Regions from separate parts of the Mus musculus genome. Here regions 1, 2, 3 and 5 are each linked to region 4. Evidence: chromatin loops called from intact Hi-C (ENCODE). Cell type or tissue: left cerebral cortex. All regions are shown on one strand. Region 1 holds the start of Foxb1 (forkhead box B1). Region 2 has its middle 49 kb from the start of Mir3109. Region 3 has its middle 49 kb from the start of Gm31469. Region 4 holds the start of Bnip2 (BCL2/adenovirus E1B interacting protein 2). Region 5 overlaps B230323A14Rik (RIKEN cDNA B230323A14 gene).

Evidence for each region. Peaks named below come from ENCODE experiments on the same cell type or tissue, not always from the same donor. Only the 100,000 strongest peaks of a DNase experiment are listed, where the experiment ranks them.
Region 1: it touches region 4 in a loop (3-fold over the local background); 4 of 42 quality-filtered maps call a loop at or near these places.
Region 2: it touches region 4 in a loop (10-fold over the local background); 21 of 42 quality-filtered maps call a loop at or near these places.
Region 3: a loop joins it to region 4, with 18 times the contacts of the local background. A loop is called at or near these places in 17 of 42 quality-filtered maps.
Region 5: it touches region 4 in a loop (2.7-fold over the local background); 5 of 42 quality-filtered maps call a loop at or near these places.

What each region holds. Positions count from the first base shown.
Region 1 is chr9:69,759,485-69,764,484 of GRCm38, forward strand. It overlaps Foxb1 (forkhead box B1), which reads right to left and starts at 1,456. Exons shown (of 2, transcript NM_022378.3): 1 at 1,064-1,456; 2 at 1-816. The coding sequence starts at 762. B230323A14Rik (RIKEN cDNA B230323A14 gene) reads left to right here and starts at 1,662. Exons shown (of 5, transcript NR_040765.1): 1 at 1,662-1,728. In left cerebral cortex, no CTCF peak of the experiment used is centred here; no DNase peak of the experiment used is centred here.
Region 2 is chr9:69,503,855-69,508,854 of GRCm38, forward strand. No RefSeq gene overlaps it. Among named protein-coding and RNA genes, the nearest start is that of Mir3109, 49 kb to the left of the region's middle. In left cerebral cortex, a CTCF peak has its summit at 1,909 (motif pointing right); a DNase peak (open chromatin) is centred at 1,825; H3K4me3 peaks cover 287 bases.
Region 3 is chr9:69,620,797-69,625,796 of GRCm38, forward strand. No RefSeq gene overlaps it. Among named protein-coding and RNA genes, the nearest start is that of Gm31469, 49 kb to the right of the region's middle. In left cerebral cortex, a CTCF peak has its summit at 2,718 (motif pointing right); a DNase peak (open chromatin) is centred at 2,713.
Region 4 is chr9:69,985,209-69,990,208 of GRCm38, forward strand. It overlaps Bnip2 (BCL2/adenovirus E1B interacting protein 2), which reads left to right and starts at 4,258. Exons shown (of 11, transcript NM_016787.4): 1 at 4,258-4,481. In left cerebral cortex, CTCF peaks have their summits at 2,608 and 4,781; DNase peaks (open chromatin) are centred at 2,614 and 4,242; H3K4me3 peaks cover 1,288 bases; H3K27ac peaks cover 1,223 bases.
Region 5 is chr9:69,772,814-69,777,813 of GRCm38, forward strand. All of the region lies in intron 1 of B230323A14Rik (RIKEN cDNA B230323A14 gene), which reads left to right. Among named protein-coding and RNA genes, the nearest start is that of Gm31530, 7.9 kb to the left of the region's middle. In left cerebral cortex, no CTCF peak of the experiment used is centred here; no DNase peak of the experiment used is centred here.

The DNA of each region.
Region 1 (5,000 bases), 230 kb before region 4:
CTGGCCCGCGGCGTGGCACAGCGGCTTCAGCGGCACTCCATAGGCGCTGTAGTCGCCACTAGTCATGGAGATGGGGGTGGCTGAGTCGATCATACCCGCGGAACCGTACACATGTGGCCATCCAGTGCCCAGAGAGCTGCCCATGGTAGTTAACTGGTTAGGGAGAGGATAGGCAGCCGGAACCGGCTGCATGGCAGAGAAGGCCAGCCCCCCAGGCATCTTGTACTCCCTAGCGATGATGTTCTCGATAGCAAAGGGATGCTTGAAGCCGGAAGGCTGCGCCACACCGCCCAGGTTGTACGCAGCGGCCGGCATCTGCGGCAGATGCGTGCCCGAGGCGGCCAGCGCGCTGAGCCGCAGCTTAGCCTGCTGCTGGAGGTACTGCGCGGCGTCCGCCGGCTTGCTGGGCGCCAGGTGGTCTGACTTGAGCACCTTGAAGCGCTTGCGACGCCGCAGGAAGCTCCCGTTCTCGAACATGTCCCCGCAGCTGGGATGCAGCGCCCAGAAGCTGCCCTTGCCCGGCTGGTCTGGCCGCCTCGGGATCTTGATGAAGCAATCGTTGAAGGAGAGATTGTGGCGCAGGCTGTTCTGCCAGCGCTGCGTGTTCTCCCGGTAGTAGGGGAAGCGGTCCATGATGAACTTGTAGATCTCGCTGAGCGGCAGCATCTTCTCCGGAGAGCTCTGGATGGCCATGGCGGTCAGCGAGATGTATGAGTAGGGCGGCTTCTGGTCGCTGTACGTGTTGCGGCCCGGCCGAGGCATCTTCTTGCTTGGCCACTTGCTCAGGGTCCGCGCGGCCCGGAGGACTGGTCGAATCTGAGAAGGGGGGAGGTGATGGAGAAGGGCAGCATAGGTGCAGAGACACTGGCGAGGTCACTCAGGCCGAGTCACAGATATAGGGGGTGGGGAAGAGGGGATTCGGGTGCCAGCAACTTTGCGCACCAAACTGGGTAAGACTCAGCTAGGGGAAGTGGAGAGGGGAAGACCGAGAGCAGCAGAGAGGTTTGCAGGAAAGTAGGTAGGACCTGGATTCAGGGGAGGGGACAGAGAGATAGATGCTCACCTTAAAGTTGTTCCAAGTTGCCGGTCCGCATCCGGGATGGCGTGGCTGGTGGCCGAGTCCCTCCCTGCGCGCGACCGGAGCGCAGCGTCGGGGAGCAGTGAGACTCGCTGCCAGCTAGGCTTGGACTCAGCCCGGTAGAGCTCCTCTCCGCGGGCTGCGCAGCGCGCTCGTGGGTCGTGCGCCCTGCTGGGAGACCGAACTCGGCTGCGGAGTGCCCGTGAGGACAGTGGCAGACGCCGCCTCAGGGATCCAGAGGACGCTGCTGTGGTGTTCGTGGTTCCGCTGAGCTAGGTGGCTGCCTCCATGTCCACCCTCGAACCATCTGATAGTTTTAAGCGGTGACAGGAGCAGAAAAGACCCCTGTAGCGGCGCTTCATTAATGTGCCACTTCTTAGCTATCGTATGACAATCGCCTTGGGAGGAGGAGGAAAAGGAGGGGGAGCGGGGGCTGCAGAGGGAGGGGACTGAGGGAGAGGAGAGAGAGCCTGGCCAGCGCTGGTTTCTTTCACACCTATTTACATGGACACCTTGGCCAATAGGAATCACTTCCAGCCGAAGACTGGGAGACCGGGAAGAGCCTCTGCCGCCCGCGGGGAGCGGGCAGCGCCTACCGGTGTGCGCAATGGGAAGGTATGAGCGGAGCAGCGCGCGGAGCCGGCTGGCAGGTGACCACTCACTCTGAGCTATCTGCCGCGCCGGTGGTGTTTGACATGGAAATTGCTCGGCTGGGGTATTCTGTTTCCTTTGCTTTGTGTCGGGTTTGTATTGTTAGCTAACTTATAGCACAGGCTTTCTCCTGAAGGGCGACCTTTCTACTTTGGTTGCCACTGCGCGGGGTTGATTGGATGGGTTGTTCAAATGGAAACCTACCTCGCAATCCCACCCCCAGTCCTGCAAGAGGCAGGTAGAAATTTGTCTGTCGCTTTAAAAAGGTGGTAAAGTTAATAGACGCATATAGATAGATATATTTGGACAGCTGGGTGGATAAGTCCGTTTTGAATATATATATATTCAATATATATATATTGGTTGTGAGCCTAGCCTTTAACGGCTGAGCCATCTCTCCAGGCCAAGGTAAGTTTGGGGTTTTTGTTTTTTGTTTTTTGTTCTTTGAAAAGAATGGATGAATGTATTAGGTTCTGCTTTAATACGTTTTTCAGAGATTTAATGGGCACAAGGACGTTCAGGGTAAATTGAGGCAAGGCAGCGTGTGGGCCTGGGGAGGGCGGGAGTTTGTCCAATGTACGCTATGGCTTCCGGGTCTCCTTTTTCCAGGTGCTTGCGAAGTCTGAGGTTTCTTGGAAGTTAGCGGGTCAGCATTTTGCAGACCCCTCCCCCTTTTTACATGGGAATAGTTTCTTTAGAGTTTAGAACTCCATGAAAAGACAAACAGTGCCTGCTGAGACCAGCGAGGTTTTTTTTTTGGGGGGGGGGGGGGCACGTGGCACCAGGCCTGGAGAGAATAGCGGGCTCCTTCGAGTTCATATTTGCCTTGTGAGGATTAAATGAATCATTAGTATCATTATCATCATCATCTTCTTCTTCGTCGTCGCCGTCTTCATCAAACTGTTAGGGAATAAACCGCGACTCAACCCTTCGGCTTGCACGCAATGAGTACAAGCCAGGAGTTCCACGCTTTTCAGCGCTTTCCGGGGGCCTTTGTGGTTTTAAAAAGAACCCCATGCCACTAGGTTAAATACTTAATACCTACAGCCTAACAGAACTGTCTTTAAACTCCGAAAACCTCTTTTTCCTTTTTTCTTTCTTCCTCCCCCTCCCCCATAGGAGCAGACTGATAGTTGTAGTGTGACGTTTGTTACACTTTGAGTGACAGTAGAGCATTAGTCTGTGAATAGCAAGAAAACCTTTCAGCTTCCGAGCGCGCGCACACACACACATACACACACACACACACACACACACACACACACACACACACACACACACATCCCTACTCACATAACTTCATTAACCACAGTTTCGAAGCCGGTCAATAACTCACCAAAACGTAACTTAAACACGACGAATTTAGGAGATTAAACAATTTCATTAATATTGAAATGGCTCTGGCGCCTGGGCTGCTGCGCTTTAGATGCAAGCGCACGTTTTTCAATATTAACAGAGTGCTTGAAGGGAAGACTCAAGTCACCTTCTTAATTCGGGGGAAAAAATAACCAGGAGGAGGGAGGAGGTGCGAGCAGGGGGGTGGGGGTAGAAGCATTGACCCGTCTCTGGGGGCAAGGCTAGAACAGGGCAGATATGTGGATCTCCCTTCTCCAAAGATTAAATCAGTTGGACCCTAGGCCCAGTTTGGGCCAGAGGCAGCCCTACTGGACTGAGCTGCGCGCGCTACAACAACAAACTAAGGTTTGGTGGTGTTTCTGCGCGTGCCCGGGTTAGGCTCCAGGGCCTGCAGTGGGAGGAGCTGGGAGCGCAAAGGGGTGGGGAACCCGAGGGGTGTTTGAAGTGGGATGGAGTTCTGGTTCCTTGCCTTGCTTGCTCTAGATAGAGCTTCGGAGGCACTAAAGCAATCGCGGCTTTAAGCCAAGGTAGGATTGCTCCTGGGTGGAAAGGTGCCGGCTTGGAAGCCCTTGAGTATTTTACAGATTCCCTTTAGCAAACATGTGCAGGGGTTCATACCGAAATGCAAAGATGGATAAAATATTTATGGTGATTGCATCCCAGATGGTAAAAGACCATCGTCCCTACCTCCCCCCCCCCCAGCCCTACCCCCAATGGCAACCAGTAAGATACTTTTCTACCCGGTCTGGGTGAGGAATAGCGTAAGGTTTAACAATTGACATTTTGTTGTCCTGCAAAAGGGGTCTTTGTGTGGTTGTCGAAATCACTGCTCAGAGCAAACAGAAGATTAACTAAATTCTAAAAGTGAAAACGTTCACGGGGGGGGGGGGGACACGGACAAACCCAAAACAATCACTTTAACTTGGAATAAATCTTTGTTCATTTCCCTGGGGAAAGTTGTCACCACTGTGTCCATGCAGTATTACATGTAGGAATTGATGTTTGCCGAATTTTCAGTCTCATTACTTTTGAGAAGGAAGCTGAGGCTCACTGCCCATGTTTAGGGTTAATCAAGTAAACAGAACTTAATCACTTAAGTTTGCTTGTGAGGGGAATGGAGCTGTAGAGGCACATTTAACTCCCGGGCATTGCTGCAAAGTTCTACCTCAGTTCCTGTCAGAGGTCTTCAAAGCCCTAGAGAGGGAGGGTGGAGTTGCAAGCTGTTTACAGCATTTTAAGGATGGTATTATAAAGAGACTGAATGCTTTCCAGAAATCTTGAAAAAGTGCGTCAGTCTTTTGTACAAAACCCAAAGCCAATAGAAGCTTGGTGGAGGTGGGAGGGGGCAACATCCGACCGGGGGGCTTAAGGGGTTGTTGGGAAAACTATATAAAACACACACAAGTCAATTATACCCCATGTGCCAACCAAATGGTGATCCCCTCCAGCACGGACCGTTCATCGACTCGTCAAGCCCACCGCCTACCACCTTTCTCTACTGAAAGTTTGCTAGAGCCTCTTTTCCCATAAGCTGGACCACACACGGCTGCAGATTTTGCAATAATTTATGCTAATTTCCCTCCATAAATCCACAATTCGCTTCAGTGGCACCCGAGCTGCCGAGGGAGTGAAAAGGAGACAGAGGGGTGACAAAAACAATATTGATTTTGATTCCTTGTGTTGTTAAGCAGGTGTGTGTGTGTGTGTGTGTGTGTGTGTGGAGAGGAGAACCCTCCCCTTAGCCATTCCCTCCCTCCAACCCAACAAACACAATCCAGAAAACAACCACGTCCAGTTTGTTAATATTTACCAAACCGGATGGGAGGTGGCAGGAACATACCCAGCAGCTTCTGAAAGTTTCCCAAACGCCAAAAACAATACCCGTCGCCCCTACTCGGAATGTGAACCACATGCA
Region 2 (5,000 bases), 480 kb before region 4:
GGGCATGCCTCATGTGATGAACTGTATTTTTTAATAAAAAAATTAAATTACATTTGTGGGTGTGTACTTGTGTTCACACATGCCACAGTGAGTGTGTGTGTGTGTGTGGTGGGATGGAGGGGGGCGACAACAGAGGACAACCTACAGGAGTCAGATCTTTGGCCACGTGGATGTCAGTGAGTTAACTGAGGTCGTCGGCCCTCAACTGTTTAGTTTTGTTTTTAAACCTGTAAAACATCTAGTTTGAACACTATAGCTTCAAGCTTTTTCAAGATCTACAATATCCTGTGTCTAGGAGGAGTCCTCGGTTAGAAGGGTAGCTCAGAGGGTGGACTGTCTACTTGGCAGACACCAAACCTGGGTTCATCACCTAGCACCACATATACCCGGCATAGACCAGGCCTGTAATCCCAGCACTCAGGAGATGGGGGCAGAAAGATCAGAAGTTCAAGGCCATCCTTGGCTACTTACTGAGTTTGGGGATAATTTAAGCTACTTTGAGACTCTACCTCAAGAAAATAGTCTTCATTCATCAATTCCTTTTTAATATTATTATTGAGCTTTTAATTTCTTATATGAATAAGAAACTCTGTTACACTTTAAATGCCGAAATTAGTAATTTAAACTGTATAAAATTAAAGATATGTAATAAGTGCATGCTCATTTTCTCATCTCAAAGAGAAAGTTCTATGAATGATAACCACAGTGATTTCAAATTGTATTTATTTCTTTAAAAGCATTTTTTAAAAATTTATATCATGTGCATTGGTGTTTTGCCTGCATGTACATCTGTGTGAGAGTGCGAGTTACAGACAGTTTTGAGCCACCATGTGGGTGCCAGGAATTGAACCCAGGTCCTCTGGAAGAGCAGTTGGTGCTCTTAACCATTGAGCTATCTCTCCAGCCCTCAAAATATATTAATTTCTCAGCCCAGGTTTCCTGGTAAAATGCAACAATCTTCCCCAAATAACTTTATTTTTAGTGAACATTGAAGCATAAAAATGCTTTCAGAAGACTTTACTTAGAATATTATGTTTTACATAGTTAACATTACATTTTACATAGTTAACATTACATTTTACATAGTTAACATTATGTTTAACACTGTATTTTACATAGTTAGCATAACTAACTCCTTTAATGTCTTTTCTTTTGCTGAAATTCTCATGTCCAAGTATAAGAGGGAGGGTCTCAAAGAAAAACCACATTTCACCCAAGGACAGCAACCACTAAGGACTTAACCAACGGAAACATGTCTTTACAGCATGCTGGGGGGCCTCAGGCAGTGATGGGGACCGTGTTCAGCCTTCACACCGCCGCTGCCACCGCTGCCGCCGCCGCCGTTTTCATCGTCGTTGTCGTCTAGGCTCTATCTGAATCCCACCACTGGCATCTGACAGAGGTGTTGAGTCAGGGCATAAGCGGCGTTTCCCTTGTGACTTCCTGATGGGCACTTGGGGTTGGGTGCAAACTGTCTCTTTTCAAAGCACTTTCTGCTCTGTGGAAATTCTGTATGTACATTTTAAGCGTTCACATACATTTAAAAACTCTCACTTATTTCTTTACTTCAGTGAAATACACTTTTCAGTGCTTTTGGAGTTAGGAGGTGCCCAATGGCTTGGTCGTTACGGGGGTAACCAACTGCTTTCTGATTGGATTTGAGGCTCTCTTCAAAGGAGATCCATGCCTGTCACTGTAAACCTGCTCAAGAAAAGCCTGTGGCTGGGGATGTCAGAAGTCTAAGTGGAGAACATATTTACTGTTTGAAAAATAGATGCGATGTCAAAGTCTCCTCTAAATATTTATGTCTATACCCATAGATCAATGCTGTTCCGAAAATGAATGAATAAATAAATAATCATTAAAAAAAATGTTTTTTAGGACAGAAGTTGCATTGGTGAAGCCTGGTCACAAGAGGGCGCTCCAACAAAGCGTCTCAACTCATAATCGCCATCAAACACTGGTTTCTACAATTTTTTTCTGGTTGTATAACGAACAAACCTTATGTCACAAATATTGTTACAAATAAAAACCATATGTTTTTAAAAAAGGTTAGGAGGTTTGTCAGTGAGCCTTGCATGCAAGCCAAACTACTTTGATGAGCCGAAAGAACTTTGTAATTCCTCCACCAGTTTCAAAAAGGAGCAAACAATTTGCACACCTTTCTTGCTTTAACCGCAAAACAAAACCACACAAACTCGAAGCACATTAAGAGAAATTCCGTCTTCAAAGAAGACATGAAGTGTCTTTTTAAAAATACTAAGAACTATGATAAAAATATTTTAAAAACAAAACAAAACCTTGCTATCTAATCTGGATAGGACCATGGTAGAAAATACTGTCATAGCTTTTAGAGACATGGATAATTGAAAAAGAAAATACCACAAGCTATCTGCTGGTATCTGGAGCAAAGACCCACACCTCCAGATTGTATATCCTGATGGTTCTTGTGAGCATAATTGTGGAGAATAAACACTCTTTACCTCTAAACAGTTTTTACTGATAGTAAAGTAATTAGAATAATTTATGTGCCCTGGTGCTATTCAGACCACAGCTTTGCTTAAAGGAGGTTAAGTCAGTTATTGACCAGTATCAAGAGGGTATCCCCTCCCACCTTCTCCGGTGACATGTTTATGCCCAGCTGGCACTTCTAAATATTTAATAGAGAGGAAGAGATTCCGTTTAATTAGGCAGAGTGGATTGTTTAGTGCAGGTTACTCTTGTATCGGGTATAATGAAGAACGGAAAACACCCATTGAGCCACCTTTGAAGTCCCAGCTCCTTTAGGGGCCATTGTGAACTCAGCTTAATGGTGACTGTGTAGCTTCCATCCAGGGACTTGGTAATTCAGAGAGCTAAATCTAGGTGAAGTGACTGCATACAGCACCCACCCGTCCATGTTCAAAGACTCCCTTTTTCCTCCCCAATCAAAGCTCTTCCATCTTATGTTTGATTGGAGTATTGAGGTGGGGTTACAGAAAACTCACTGCTTTTATCATAGTCTTTCCCATTTTTCTTTCAATTTTATCTTCATGTATTCTACTTGTGTGTGTGTGTGTGCATGTGAGAGAGGGAAGAGAGAGAGAGAGAGAGAGAGAGAGAGAGAGAGAGAGAGAGAGAGAGAGAATATCAGGTAATGGACGCGTGTTACTGTCACAGTGTTTCATGTTCATAATCCCTTCTGAAAATGAGAAATTAATTTTTTTCTTTAACTCCGACCTCGGGTAAAAATACCAAATATTTGTGTGCCTCGGATGTACAGCAAAAAGGCCACCTAAATTAATGAGGTTTCTCGAACGGGTGCTCAGAAATGAATTACACAGCTTAAGGAGTCGGGGAGATTGCTCGTGATTCTTGAGGCAATCTGCACGGTGCTGCGGAATGAGAGACGGGGCTTTGTATTATCGCCGTAGGATTAGTTCTTAGTTCCTGAAAGCAGGTCTATTTATGGGTATCTAAGATGGAGTTAAACTCGGCAAAGGTTATTATGTGGTTTTTCTGAACCCGCTCTGCTGAAGGTCTATTTTCTGTCACCTTTTAAAGTTTCCCTTGGAGCCGGCCTTGCAATCTGCATCTGGAGTGAGTCCAGGAAGCTTGGATAACAATCTAATCCCTGTGGAGGCTCTCTGAGCAGAGGGAGGAGGAAGGACGTGGTTGCTTCCACGCTGGTCCAGATGAGGTATCCATCTTGATGTGATCTAAGCAGACAGACTGCAGCGAGGCTCCTTACAGGCCTTCCCTACCCTCCTCAGAGTCTGCGGCAACTCAGTAACACAAACTGCAGCAGACATCGGAATTAAGCCACCCCTAATAGGAGGATACACTAAAATGTTTGTGGAGAGAACGAGTGTTTGTTCTTCTGCAGGGAGAGAGGAGGGTTGCGTATAAATGCGTAGAGAAGGCAGGGAAAGGAATCCTTGCATTTTGCTTGGCTTGCGGGACACATTCGGGACTCTGGAACATTCTAAGGGTTGCAAATTCATTTTCTCTTCAACTGGGTGCTTCCCTAATTTATTTTTATGAGGTAACTTGGCACCTCTCCTGTGGAGCTAGCGTAACGTAGTTGAAATCTGAAGATCAAACAGGACCTAATAAGATGGGATTTGTTCTCTTATTGATCAGCAAGCTTTGTCCTGATAGTGGGGAATTGGGTTAGCTGCTCCTCAGAGAAACGAGACTTATATGAGGTTCCTCGAAACTGTAGACAAAGAATGGCGAACAGCTCAAAACATAGGGGGCACAGGGACATGCAGGATGGAAGGGGTTTGCAGAATATTCAAAATGAACGTTGGGAGTGGAAGGCAAGGTTGGGATGGTTCAGCCCGGTAAAGGTGCTTGCTTCCAAGGCTGATGACTTGAGCTCTGTCCTCCGGACCCACACAGTGGACAAGAGAGTGGACTCCCACAAGTCATAAGTTGTCCCCTCCAAACACAAACCCCGTGGTACACAGGCACAGCCCTCTCATTAAAAAAAAAAAAAAAAAAAAAAAAAAAGAGGGAAGACACGTGATGGTTTATTGTGGTTTGTTTTTCTTTAGGTACTGGCAAGTTTGATGGGAGTTGATTGCAACTTTGTGGAAGCCTCTGGAAGGAGGGAGAGGCATTCATTACAAGGGAATAGAAAAGAGAATTGATATGATAATTTTTTTTTTAAAGAAATAAAAGCTTGGTGAGTGTTTCAAATATTCTAAAGGAAGCTGAAATGGAAAGAACAAATTTTTGGGGAGGGAACCTAGGAGGCACGGAGTTCCATTTGAGCAGGGGGGACATCCCTTCCTGGTGGAGATGAGATAGGCTTCAAGGCCAGCTACTCTTCATTTTTATTTCACTCCACAGATGGGGAAATGGAGGCCCCGTTGCAACTCCATGGTTTATTATGTAAGACAACGCAAGGAGCGGGTGGGGAATCTCATCTTGATTCTGCAGGGGACCTGCCTGGAGAAGGCTGCCTGGGAAATGGAGGCATATCTGGGGGACTGAGAGGGACCAGTGAGAAGATG
Region 3 (5,000 bases), 360 kb before region 4:
ATGAATTGAGAATACAGAATTCAAAATGAGATCTGGGCTCTGGCTGGTGCCCCTGCTTTGAAAATAAAACCATTTAGTGTTGAGTTAATTAAAAATATGGACCCTGCTTGTTATCATTTAACTATTCCTATCGAGGGCAAGTGGCCGAGATTCAAGACCGCCTAGGACTCATTTTTCAAACGGCATATTCCGAAAGGCTTAGCCCCTCCCTTATCTTGTAGCTGTGCCCACCTTGATTTCTGCATTGCTGTTCTACAGTGTCGGATGACACTATACATGGACAAGACCTCCCCCTCTAAGGACCTTCACTTCATTTCTAGATTGGCCTTATGCCTGGAAGTTGTTTTCTAGTGGGTTACATTCATCCTGGCATGGCTGGTGAGGCAACGGCTTAGTATGGGAACGTGCTGGCCCTACAAGCATGACCTGAGGGTGACCCCCCAAAGGCCAATTGTGATGGGTAACATCTGTAACCTCAGGACTCCTGCAGTGAGATGGGAGGTGGAGCCATAACATTCCCTGGGAAACACACAGGTTGGCAGTACAACAGAAAGGAGAGACCCTACCTCAAGCTAGAAGGTGAGAGCCCATTCCTAATCACTGGACTATCTCTCCCTCTCCCTCTCCCTCTCCCTCTCCTTCCCCCAGCCCCCTTTCTCCCCCAGCCCCCCCCCCCCACACACACACACTCAAGCTGTGGAGTGCACATTCCCACACTGACAGGATAATTTAAAAACCAAAATGTTTATCACAGCAAATTTCAGAACTGGAACTAGCAGCTGTTTCTGAATTGAGGCATGCTTTACAAAGACTGAGAGTCACAGTTATTAAGTGTGTGGTGTTGGTACAAGGAAGTTCTGTGTAACCAGCCCTCGAAGCAACTTGTACATTTTCATCTTCTAAGCTGTTGTCTGGACTTGCTCTGGTGTGAAGCCCGGTTCTCTAGGACTAGTCTCCAACCTTCATGTGTCTGTTGTTGCAACTACTTCTTAAACTTTAGATAAATGGAAAAGTATATTGGGTTTATTTTTTTTAAAAATCTTATTTATTCAGTTTCATACATGTGAATAATGTATATTGATCTTACCTAAGCCCCAGCCCTTTATCCCACTCCTACTGGGCATCTCTCCACCTTTTCAAAATTCCCCCCACCCCAATCGTTTTCAGTAGCTCACCGAATGAAATTGATGCTTCCTGCTGGACTGTTGACTGCTTCTGATGATGTATCTTGTGTAGCTCTAGTGTAGGAAACCGTAATTGCAGCAAGCTCATGGGCGCCATACACACTGACCTCTGGCTTTTACAACCTGTTACCCTCTCTTCTGAGAAGTTCCCTATATAAGTGATTTTTGTGAGGATCTTTTCATTTATCTTAAATAAGTGCCCAGGAGTGAGCTTACCGGGTCATAGGGCAGGTGTTTAAGAAACTTCCGGATGATTCTACAGGCACTGTGAGTTCAGAAGCTCTGTACCCTTTGTCAACACTTAGTGGAGCGCATTCCTTCACATTTGGGTGTTCTGATTGGTTGGAGCAGGTGGCCCATATTGGTTTCAAGTATCGACAATATTTAAAAAACTATCAAAGCAGCCAAGTTGGTAAATGGCTGGCTGCTTTGATTTGTGCTAAGCTTTGAATGACCATCCACAGCTTTCCCTTTACAAAAAGTCTGAGGGTTCAGCACTGGCAGCAAGACATTTTAAGGGCTGTGCGTTTCAGACCCCCAAGTCACCTTCAGGAGGCTTGGCCCACATTCCCTCCTTCCCCCAACTCCAGTTCATTTGCTTAGTCATAACTCTCCAGAAAGAAGATGCCATCTCTCTAGTTAAGCATTCCTGATTGATCTTAAAGCCACACAATTGGATCACAAAACCAACGTGGAAATGGCCCTCACCTACACCCTATGGTAGTTCATGTACAAGCTAAGACAAGCAAGGTCCTGCAGCTGCCGTTCTGGAGAGAGACTGAGTGCTATCTGGCTGCTCTGCGGCCAACAGTTGAGATTCAAGCCCGGACGGTGTATGCCAAGCCTTCTCAGCAAGTTCAGTTTGAGACACAAACTTTTAAAAGCTAGAAATAGTAAAATTGCTTCCCCCTGTAGATGATAATATTCAATTAAAGAGGACCTCTGATGATGAAATCAGACTTGAGCTTGTTCTTAATGTGAAGTTACAAACTTTAATCTGTCACACACACACACACACACACACACACACACACACACACACACATTCATGTGCTGTCACTGTACCTGAGACCTGCCTGCCTTCTTTCAGTGGTAGGTGGCCATGTGGCTGTTCCATTGAGTTCTAGGGTGGGGGATGAGTGCCCATGGTTCTCCAGGGCATCATTATTAATCTCCAAGGTGTTCTTTGTGCACTGTGCTAGCAGGACTAGGAAGGCAATGGCTAAGTGTCCCACTGTCTGTCCCACTGTCTCCTGAGAAAAGGGACTGAAGATTATTCCTTAGATATACATTGCCCTTGCTGTGTGGTCTGACTGTCAGCCTGGAAATAGCTACCCGCCACAGAGACTCTTAGCAGTAGGCTTAAGCATAATACAAATGGTAATGATGGGAATGACATTAATAACAGACACTGACCGAACACTTACGCAATCATCAACTCTGTGGCCTATATTTAAAGCTTTTGTTTGGAAAATGACCCACGGTTCAGAAAGCTTTTCCTCCAGGTCACAGTAGGTTGCTGGAGTCAGCCACTAGGGGGCAGCATTGCCGCTATCGTCTTATGGGAATCATAGCAAGTTCTATTTACCAGTCTTAATCTTTTTAGGTAGATTTCTCCCTTCATTTAGGATGAATATAAGTTATCTTACGCAGTAAGTTAATAATTTAAGAAATGAATCTGGCCTCTCATAAATACTGCAGAGGAAGGACAGTGACATACTTTTCTTTTTCTGTTTTTCTCAATCCATTATTTTATGTCTTCATTAATTATTCCATTTGTAATAGTTGTGCTTGTTAAAAGGGAAGTCTCCACTAACAGTAATGAATTATTAGCACATGCTTTCTAAGCTGTGGACTCGCCCGGAGCACTTAGCTTCCCACCCATTTAGCTGAATGTCAGTATTTTTCCGGGAGGGGTCATACATCTTATCTTATGTTCGGTTTGGCAGAAGACAGACAGCTGTGGACCTTATACTTTGTTTGTAGAGACAAAGGGTGCACCTTGGTTAAACTTGCCCATCTAAAACAGGCGTGCTTAGACCCTCCTGGCATTCTGACAAGTTTATCAATTTCTTACATGATTTGTTTAAGGGTTTTACTTTGTGCAGGGTGAGGAAATGTGCTTTGGTTCACCCGATCTCTGATCACCGTGCCGCTGTCTCCCATGACCCACTTCTTTTCCTTGTTATAAACCAATGACCCTTCTTAACTCCTCCAAAGAGCTTTCCCCCAACAGCCTTAATACTTTTTAAATTAAATTAAATTTTGAGACAAGGTTTCACTATGTGCCTCTGGGTAGCCTGAAACTGTATGTATACCAGGCTGGTCTTGAACTCACAGAGCTCTGCCTGCCTCTGGCTCCTGTGTGCTGGAAATAAAGATCACCACAGCCAGCACCACCCGCTCTAGGTTAGTACTTTTAAGCTGTTTTTTTAATTTCTATTTGATGGTAGACCTTTTTCCATCCTTTCATCTTAATTGTGTGTGGTATTGTATTTCAATACTTGATTCTTCTGAGGGGCACATAACTAAATTACTAAAACCTTCAGAATATTTGTCTTTAATTGACTACTTTAGTTCAATTAAATTCTATGACTTAAAATGTGATTTTTTGTTTTTTGAGACAAGGTCTGTGAAGTCCTGGCTGTCCTAGAACTCATTATGTAGCCAAATTGGCCTCAGACTCACAAAGATCTGCCTGACTCTGTCTTCCCAGTGCTGGAATTAAAGATGCTGTCACCATGCCTGGCTCATCACTTCTTGCCAGCCACCATCCTGTTTTGGCTTTATTCCAAGGAGCTGCTTGCTTTAATCCCTGACCCTTCTCCCCGCTTACAGTAAAGTTAGGCACTCTATCACTTATCTCTGAAAGATCATTACATTTTAGTATTGAATCTCTAAGTCAAAATGTCATCTTACCAGAGCTGGAGAGATAGCTCAGGGTTAAGAGCAGTGGCTGTTTGTTCTTTCAGAGGGCCCATGCTCACTTGGGAGCTCGCAGCCATCGGTGACATCAGCTCCAGAGGGATCAGCTGGCCTCCACAGGCAATGGCACACACCCGGTGCACATGCAGACAAACAGGCACACTCATACACACCTAACATACACTTGTCTAGGTTCTCCAACGTCACAAATGACACAATGTCATGACTGATTTTCATAACTGATATAGTTTGCTCAAAATGCCACATTTTTTTTCTACAGCATGCGTTATGGGTCAAGTTGTATCTTTCAAAAGAAGACATAATGAAGACCTAAGTCTCAGTCCCTCAGAATGTGGCCTCATTTGGAAATAGGGTCTTCATTAAGGTAATCAAATTGAAATGAGGTTGTTGGCATGGGCCTTCACCCACTGTGACTGCTGTCCTTATCACCAAGAGAAGCTTAAACATAGATACATAGTAGGAGGGCCACGGGCAGTGCCACCCTGCCAATACCTCAATTTCAGACTAGTAACCTCTAGAGCTAGATGGAACCTATATTTCTGTGGTTTTAAGATTCCCTGCTTGTGGTACTTTGTTATAGCAACTTGGATCATTTGCTTAATTTTCCACTTTGATTACGTTTTTCCAGAATTTTCCAGAAGCAGGGCTGCCCTCAGAGGCCAGAAGGGGTATCGGGTCCTCCTAGGGCTGTGAATCAGCTGTCACTGGTGCTGCGAACTAAACCTGGATCCTTTGAAAGAACAGCCGGCACTCTTAGATGCAGAGCTGTCTTTCCAGACTTAGACTTGCACACCTCCACTGCCTGCTTCATTCCTTTATACTATCTTCTGTTCCTAGCCTCTATTTTTTTTTAAAAAGATGTATTTATTT
Region 4 (5,000 bases):
AATCCCAGTGCTGGGAAGGCAGAGATGAGAGGATCCCTGGATTTCACTGAACAACTAGGCCAGCTTAATTCATGAGTTCCAGGTCCCAGTGTGAGGCCGCTTCGCAGAAACAAGTAGTTGAGATTAAAGCGATGGTTCACTGGTTAAGAGTGCTTGTTGCCCATAAGAGGCCCTGGGTTTGGCTCACAGGATGACTCGCAATCATCTTTAACTTCAGTTCCAGATTGAACACTCTCTTCTGACCTCTAAAGCACCCTGTGGTGCACAGACTTACATGAAGGCAAAACAACCAGACACACAAACAAATCTGGAAAAAAATAAAGTAGAGGCTAAGGAAGGACACCTCAAGCTGAGTGCACACACACACACATGCAGTCACACTCATATGCACATGCACACAAACACATACATGCAGACACAGAGACATATACACAGAGACACAGATGACAGACACACAAACACAATCACACACATGCACATTCAGAGACATGAACACACACACACAGACACACTCACGTGCACTCATTACCCTTGTCCCAAAGAACTTCACCCAAACAAAAGGAATTCCCAGGGCTCCTCTGTAGACAACTTGTCTCCCTGAGAAACTTTCCTCCTCTAATGGATAACCCTGACTTTGTCATATGCAAGGCAGGCTGTACAAAATCAGAGAAAGCTGTGTGACAATATTCTTTTTTTAAAGGGTTTATTCTCTTGTTGCACTTTATGTATATTTTAGAACCCTGGAAAAGGTGCTCCTTGGCTTTCCCTCCTGTGTGCTTTCATTCTGCTTCTTCACGGCCCATGAGGCCAGCTAAGGTCGTCAGGATAATAAAACCAAACCTACGAGATGGGAGCAGATTACTCGGCCATTTCCCTAAGTCTTTGAGCTGCACATCAGATCTGAGGCTGATCCCTCTATGCTTGTCTAACCTGCCCGTGAAGTTCACAGTGGTGTTCTTAGCTCTGTGATCATCGGTGACCTCAAACTGGCTAATGTAATAATGCTTCATCAGTGAAGTTAGGCGCCAGACGTTGGTGGAGAACAGCCTGGTGTTTGCCTCTCTTTGCAGCATTGTTGACACCTGAGAGCATCAGTCAGGATTTTCAGGCACACCAAGATGGCAGCGTGGAAAGATTACTTATTTTTAACGATGTGTATGTATGTATGAGCGTATGAGTCCGTGCAGGTATGCAGGGAGGCTAGAAGGGGATGCTGTAGCTGTGGAGAGGGAGTTACAGTTAGCGCACTTGACCTGGCTGCTGGGAACAAAAGCAGTATGAGTGCTTAATGCACTGAGCCATCTTTCCAGCCCTTTTTACCACTCACAAAAGCCATTTCAAGGAGTGCAATGCGTGCTTTTAGAACAGATTCATGACATGTCCCAAGGGTGGAGAAGGACTAATGGTGGGAACAGAAGATCACAAAGCTGAAAGGAACAATCTGAGAAGCTGAGTGCCGTGGAGTGGGAAGTAGAACTCACTCAGGCTTCCCTAAGGAAGCCAGGCAGAAAGGGGAGACAGACGGAAAAGATTATACCAAGATCACAGGCTGGACAGACGGCTCTGCAGGTAAGAGAACTTGCTTTCTTGTAGATGATCTGGAGTCCGTACCCAGCACCCACATGGCAGCTCACAACCACCTGAACGTCCTCTTCCAGGGTATCTGATACCCTCTTCTGGTCTCTGCAGGAATCAGGCAAACACACAGCACACAAATACACATGCAGACAAACAGTCATACACATAAAATAATCTTTTAAAAAACTACTAAATATTGCCTCCAAAGTTTGTAAACACAAGGTTGAAATAGTATTTAACACACTTAGATACATTGGTTTAAAGGTATTAGATATAAGTTAAAGAAAAATATATCAAATATATAATCTGAAAATGTATCTAGTGTACTACTTGAAAATAAGTTAGTCCGTTTTTCTGATTTTTTGAATATTTTTTTAAAATGTTTTTAACTATGAAATATGGAACTACTTGAATGGTAAATAAAAATTTGGTAGTAAATATAATGTTGAAATTTAAGCACAGGGTGCAATCCCTATACTTGGGAAGTAATGGCAGGAAGGTCGGGAGTTCAAAACCAGGTTCAGCCACATGCAAGTTGGAGGCTAGCCTGAGATGCACAAGATCCTGTCTTTTAAAACTGTGAAGTGAATGAATGAATGTGATGAAATTCAGTTATAAATATGAAAAGGAATTTCTGATATATTTCCAAAACAAAACAGGAAGGGTAACTCAGTGGCAGAGTGCCTGCATGAGGTTCTAAAAATAAATTTAAAGGTTTTTAAACAAAAAAATTTATAAACTTAATCATTTGATTAAACTACATCCACTAATTTTTAAAAAGACATGCAATGAATAAAAATAAATTCAAATCTGAAAGTGATCATTCATAATGATAGTCTTTTTGGTTTATCCACAGTTTCTAATGTTTTAACAGTAAAGATAAATAGTTCATGAAAGGAAAATGTTGCAGAGTATCTTACTCAGAACCAAACATTGAATCAAGTCATGTTCTGTTACTAAAATGAGGAAACTCAAGACCACAAAAACCTCACTCTCTGGCATGATTGCAAACGATTTTCTGCCACCGTGTGGGGAACTCTGCACACTGCAGAACTAAAATACAAATTGGAACTCCGGAAAAATCTGTAACTGGAGAGAAAATGCTTCCTGTGGCCAAGTGGTTTAACTAAAACTTTGTGGATCTGTTTGTCATGTTTCCCCCTCCAGCAATTAAGAAAATTGCTAGGGGAAATAATACTAACACAGATGATAGCAACATTCCAAGCGCCCATCTCAGATACATGTACTGTTCTGTCTCAAAAGCCCCATGAGGCGGGCATTATTTTTTTCTCCATTTTATAGGTAAGTCACAGAGCTCTTAACTCTCTGCCAACAGAGAACAAATCTAAACTGTATCTCTAAAGAACTGTGTTTTGGATCCATTTAAAATAGTTTTGACTTCACCATTCCTTTTAGGAGTAATAGGCTTGCCCAAATAGTTACCTACTAGCTCTCTGGACAGGTTGAGCACGTTCAACTTCTAAGAGGGATGACCTTGCCCTCCAAAATAACAGCCCCTTGAAGCTGCTTAAAAGGACAGCTCATAGACGGAAGCCATTCAAAAAAATTGTTAATGGCCCACACAGAAAAGTACAGAAGTTGAGATCTTTTGAGAATTTTTTATTGGTTATTTTATTTATTGACATTTCAAATGTTATCCCCTTCCCAGTTTCCTCTCCACAAACCTCTTATCCCCTCCTCCCCCTTTTTGAGGATTTTTTTTTTTTACGACAGCCAATTTTAGGACTGTTGACTGTGATAATAAAATATTTTACATTTACTGACTTCACTTTTATTTTCATTTTTTCTACGTCATCAAGATAGGACCCACAAATAACTGGGAAAAGCATGTTTTAAAGCAATAGTTCTAAACTTTCCTAAAGCTGGGACCCTTTAGTACAGTTCCTCATGTTGTGGAGACCCCCAACCACAAAATTACTCCGTTGCAACTTCAGAACAGTAATATTGCTACAGTCGTGAATCGTAATGAAATTTCCTATGATCTCGGGACCTTCGGAAGGTCCGGAGTTCAAATCCCAGCAACCACATGGTGGGAACGGAAAGTTCAGATAATAGAGTGCCTACCTAGCAGCAGTCAGGAAGCCCTAAGTTGTCTCTATCTCTACCACAATGTGGTAACAATCATGTAGATAATCTCAGCTCTCTGGAGACTGGGGCAGGAAAATTAGTTTTCAAGGTTATTTCAGATACACTGGAAGGAATTCAAGGCCAACTCGGAACACAGGAGAGGAGTCTGGGGAGGAGAGGGGTGGGGTACTTATTACTCTCTCAGAAGCATTACTGGAGAGAAAAACTATTCACGTCGGAAAATTCTATCAAAGTAGATTCTTCTAGGACCTGGCTATCGTACATAAGACATCGACTATTTTTCACCCCCTTTTCATTCACTCTGTAATATAGTTAATATAATGTCAAGTAAAGGAAAACAGAGAGAAACGAATAGCTCTTTCAAGACAGCGAGGTTAGGTCCCTACAGTAACGTTAAGTGCGTGAGCCTTAGAAAGCTGCGCCCTCCTCCTCCCTCGCCAGCAGCAAGCCAAAGCCTTAGCTGGCCCGGGACAGAAGGGCTCACGGCTGCGCATGCGCAGAGAGGAAGCCCGCCGAGGATTTTAGGAAAACGCCCCGCCCCCGCTTCCTCCCTCGGCCGCGCCCGGCGCCGGTCCGGAGGTGGTCACTTCCGCCGGGGCGTACGCACTGAATCCGGGTCAGCTGCAGCCGCCCGGACTGCAACTAAGATCGTCCGGGAAAAGCTGGGCCCCGTCTCCACAGCCGACCAAGGGCAGCGGGCTCTGCCCGGCGCCGCTTTCTGCGACCTGGCCGTCAGCCCCACGTCGCCGGCCTGGAGGGGCAAAGAGGACGAGGGGGCCGCGGCTTCCTCCGGGGTGAGCACGGCTTGGGTAGCGGGCCGGGCTACGGCACAGCCGGAGGGCTGCGGGAGGATCGGCCAGGCCAGGCGGGGGTGGCGGCCGTGGACTGGCGCGTTCGCGTTCCGGGTCCGAGCGCTGCCGGGCCCCGCCCTGCCTCGGACGCTGGTGCCAGGCTCTCGCCCCCTTCCTTTTTCCGTCTGTGGCCCGAAAGCCTGGAGCGGAACCTCCCGGTTCCTGGCTTCCCCTAGCCTCGTTTGTTCCGTGTTCCTAACCGGCGTCAGTCCAGAGCAGAACAAAGAAACTTGGGCGTGTAGTGCACCCCATAGCCTCGGGGGGATGGACGCAGACAGCATACACAGACAGCATCCTATAAGTCATCAGGGCTCTCTTGAACCTTCCTGAGTGTGATATCCTATTGTAGGGTGTGTACGTCAATGCCTGATCCTTGGCTGTTCTCAGACACTTAACCTCTTCATTTAAATACCGGCTAGGATGCTTTGGATTGCTGTATGCATGCGATGCCACTGGAGAATT
Region 5 (5,000 bases), 210 kb before region 4:
CTGTCCCCTGGGACTCTAACAAATTGCAGAGCCTACACTCATAGTAAATAGCTTGTAAATAGCTTATGATGGTCCCCATCTTACAAAACAGGGAATGTGTCCTAAGGTTTAAAATCTTTAATAATTATTATCATGGGGGTGTGTGTGGAACAGGTTGAGGTTGGGGCACACTCTGCTATACGAGTGTGAAGGTCAGAAGACAATTTTCAGAAGTCAATTATTTTCTGTCCCGTACAATCCAGGAACAGAACTCAGGTGGCTGGGCTTGGCAGCAAGTGCTTTTATTCACTGAGCCATCGTGTGTATGTGTGTGTGTGTGCATGTGCGTGTGCGTGTGCGTGTGCGTGCGTGTGTGTGTGTGTGTGCGTGTGTGTATTCATTTTGCTTTTATTCCGAATGCTCCATTGTGCCCACCCTCCTCCTTGGCTGAACTGTCACTAGATAAATGAGGGCTGCACGAAAAATGGACATTATTCATATTTAATACAAAGCCCAGTGAAGTTCAAACAGTGGTTCTAAGGCACTTGGAAATACCTCTGGGTGGGGAGTTTCATCTCAGCATTCAAAAGCCAGCCAGCCAACCAAACAAACAAACAAATGAAAAGACAGAAAACAAACAAACAAACAAAAAACAAAACAAAATCCCACAAACAACAACAATGACGATAGAAAGACTGTTGGGTTACCATCATTTCAATTAGATTCTCATAGACTGTGCTATATAAAAAGCCCACAGCAGGAATGACATGCAAGACTTGTTTAGAATGTTAGAAAAATGCCTTCCTTCCTCCACCTCTCTCTTGAGAAAAGAATTTGTTGAGGAAAGATTTCAGTATTTCCCTGGTCCCCAGACAGAACCCTGACTGTCCTGGAACTTGCTCTGTAGACCAGGAGATTTTTTTTTTAACTACACGAGCTTTAACAGATGGAGAGAGAAACAAAGGAGGGGCATCAGCCCCCCACCTCCAGGGGGCACAGGCTTCTGGAGAGAGAGAAAGCTTACTTTGGGGACTTGTTGCTAAAACTGTTTCCAGGATTGTTTGAAACAAACAAACAAAAAGCCAGAATCATTTTGGTGAGAGGAAGGGGGAGAGAAAGGGGGACAGAGGAAAAGAGAAGAGGAAGAGGAAGAAGGGAAGGGAAAAGAGAAGAAACTATTTTAACCTGTTTAGACCTCGACTTTTCTACAAACTGACAGTTTTCTTCTGCCTTGGGCTTTTGTGTGCTCAATTCTGAAGGTGTCAAGCTAATTCCCCCTTTCTCCTTTGTAACCTCCAGTGTAACTTTCACAGGGAAGTTAGCAGATCAAAATGTCCCTCACTGATGCAGAGCCAGCTGCAGCTGGGGCTCTGGGTCCCAAGAGGAGTTGCCTCCATGGTTGATGCTAACATGGCTTTGATGGTCATCTGCTCTGAGGGTGTCTGTCAGGGAACCTAAAGCCTGGAATTCATAGGCTAAAGGCTTTCAGGAGACCTCAGGAGGTGGGCATCTTGCTAGGCCTCTTTCTGCTCTTCCCCCTCTTATTTTTCTCTTCTCTTTCTTCTATAAACATTTCTGAGGGCCGACTCATCTCTGCCATTAAGTAGCAAACTTGTCATTTCAGAATATTAAATCTCAATTGGTAAAAGAAAATACCCAAGACATCAGCATCAGCTCCTTAGACTGCAGGGTTTCATGTGGTTAAGCTTTGAGATAAAAAAGAAAAGATATATTTGCCTTCGCTCCCTCGCCCTCTCCCCCTTTGTGTGTGTGTGTGTGTGTGTGCGTGCATGTGTGTATAAGTGTTTTCCCTGTGTACATGTATGGCCATCACATGTGTGCCATACATTCGGAGGTCAGAAGATGGTGTCAGATCCCGAGAAGTAGAGTTACAGATGGTGGAAAGACACTGCAGGTGCTGGGGATGTAACCAGGTTCTTTGCCAAAAGAAACAAGTGCTTTTAGCAGTTAAACCATCTCTCCAATACAAGTTTTGAGAACTTAAAGACACCCTGGGTTCCACATCCACAAATTCAATCAGATGGGAAGCATGAAGAAACAGCTGCTGCCTAAACAATACAGTGTCCAGACTATTCACATTGAATTTATGATGTACTGGCTGTCACAAGAAATGTGGGAAGGCAGATCATCCAGGAAGGTGTGCATAGGCTACACACAAGCACACTTCCATTTTTCTTTAAAAAAGAGATGCATTACTTTTAAAATTATGTGCATGCATCTCTCTCTCTCTCTCTCTCTCTCTCTCTCTCTCTCTCTCTATATATATATATATATATATATATATATATATATATAATAGATATAGATATATATGTAATAAATATAGATATAGATATCTCCTGATTTCCTGGTGTGTATGGGTGCCTGCAGAGGCCAGGAAATGGCATCAGCTCCCCTTGAGCTGGAGTTGCAGAGTTGAGAGCCGCCTACCATGGGTACTGGAAACCTAACCCAAGTCCACTTCAAGAGCAATATGCACTGAACAACTTGAACCAGCTAACCAATTCTCCAACCCAACTTCATTTTATTCATTTATTTATTCATGTATATATTTATTTGAGACAGGGTCTCCTATGTAACCCTGGTTGTCTTGGAGCTTCCTATGTAGACCAGGCTGACCTCGAACTCACAGAGATCCTCCTGCCTCTGCCTCACTACTGCTGCAGTTAAAGGTGTGCACCGCCATGCTAAGATTTTGTTTTATTTAAACTTGAGCATCTGCAGATTTCTGATGTCTGTGGGGGATCTGGGATCCAGTCTCTAGCAAGTATACAGTAGCTCACAGAGAGTGAACTGTGAATAAAAATGACTTCTAGCTGTGGAGTCTTCTAGAAGTGCAGTTCTGGGACCTCAGTTTTCTCTGAAAATTGGCATAGGTTTGGAAAGATCACAGCTGCCTCCATAGCACATCTCTTTTAAAGATTGCTTACACTTTACTTGTGTTCAGTTGAGTGTTCCAGAAGTTTCATAAAATAATTTAATGCAAAAACAGGTAGGAGAGTGCATCTCCTTCTATTGGGCCATTTGCAAGGGTATAAAATGAGGCATTTGTCTCCATGTTTTGTTCTGGAAAACATGTTTGTCTTTCATTAAGACATATTATTACTTACACTAAAATCCAGTGAGATTGTTATTATTGTAAGGTAAATTAAGTTCAACTTAATTTTTAAAAAATAATTATTTTTTTTTAGATGGGCTCTCCCTATATAACCCTGGGTAGCCTAGAACTCACTAGGTAGACCAGGCTGGCCTTGAACTAATAGAAAGCTTCCTGCATCTGCTTCCCAAGTGATAGAGCTGAAGACGTGCTACTGCAGTGGCACTGTATTTAAGGGTTTTTGTTTTTGTTTTTGTTTATGTTGGAGATGATCTCAGGTGGCAGAGCTTGGGTAGCATGCACAAAGCCATGGGTATTTGATTCCATTTTATCTCTGCTACCCCCCCATCAGCTATCCTGATTTCCTTTCCCCTTACTGCCGCCTGTTTTCAAATGACACCGAGTTACTTATGTATGCTCCCGCTGCCCCTTGCCCTTCTTGAACTGTTGTTATAATACATTTTACCTCTCTCTATACTCTGAACTCCTCCAGACTTAGCCACGACCTTTGCTTAAAGTAGCCAATTATTTCAAAAGATTTAAAGATGAAAACAAATGTCCTGCTCTCTATTCCTTTGTATGGATACAAATCTCTGCCAGGTGCCACGTTCCTCGTCTTTGAAAGAATGCCTTTGGAACACCTTTAGCACATCTCATCTCTTAGTTCACATCTTCACACCATGGAATCTCTCAACTTCTGTTTGCCCGACAGAAGGTTTTTGTTTACTTGAAGTTTGAACTATCTTTTCCTTCAGTATAGAATTCTAGATGATCTCTCTCTCTCTCTCTCTCTCTCTCTCAGTACTTTGAAATGTGTGCTCCATTCTTTTGGGTTGCATGGAGGCACTGACTGTTCTTCCAAAGGACTAGGGTTCAAATGCCAGCACCCACATGGCAGCTCACAACTGCCTGTAACTTCAAGATCTAACACTTTCACATAGACATGATATAATAATAGTAGTAATAATAATAATAATATAATTACTATCATGCAGGCAAAACACCAATGTACATAAAATATAGGTAAGCAAATAAAAAAGTAAAAAAGTCCCCATAATTCTTATTTTTGTTCCTCACTATACAGTGCATACAATGCATACCTTTGGCAGCTTCTAAGATTTGATAGGTTTTGCTTCTATAATTCTCTCTTTCTCTCTCTGCATGTCTCTGTGTCTCTCTATCTCTGTCTGTCTCTCTCTTGTGTGTACGCGTGCATGTGTGCATGTGCACACACAACTCACGGTTCATGTGTGAGGCTGGAAGACAGTTTGTGAGAATGAACTCTCTCTTTTCACCAGGTAGGATCTGGGGATTGAACTGAGGTCGCCCGGCTTGGAGGCAAGCTCCCTTTCCTGTGGAGCCATCTCGCCAGCACCTAGAACTTCTCGCTACCTCTGCTTTGAGGAGGGTGGGTGTTGTGTGCTGAGCATTGCTTGAGGTTGTCCTAGCTGAGGGTCACTGAGCTCCTTCACTCAAATTTTGACCATATTTTTCATAAAATTAGAAAAAAAATGAGCTACTATTAATTTTCCTTTCCTTCTGTAAGTCTCCTTCTTATATTGGCCTGACTCATATTGTCCACAGGTGGCTCACATCAGCAGCCATACTGGGTTCCTACATCTTCACATTCCTGATTCTTTCCCTGCAGAACTTTTTATACTCTTAACCCTATCTAGTATATTTTCCTAATATCCTATTTTCCATTTCTAGAAGTTTCATTTAGGTCTTTTGGTCTCATCTATGCTAACTAATCATATTTCATTTCTAGATCTGTTTTATTGAATGATTTATCCTCCCAGTTACAGCCTAACCATATCTACCTATCCCCTCTCTATAATATCTATATGGTTTTTTCTTTTGCATGTCTTATTAATTACTCTTCTTGTTGTTATGACAACAAAAT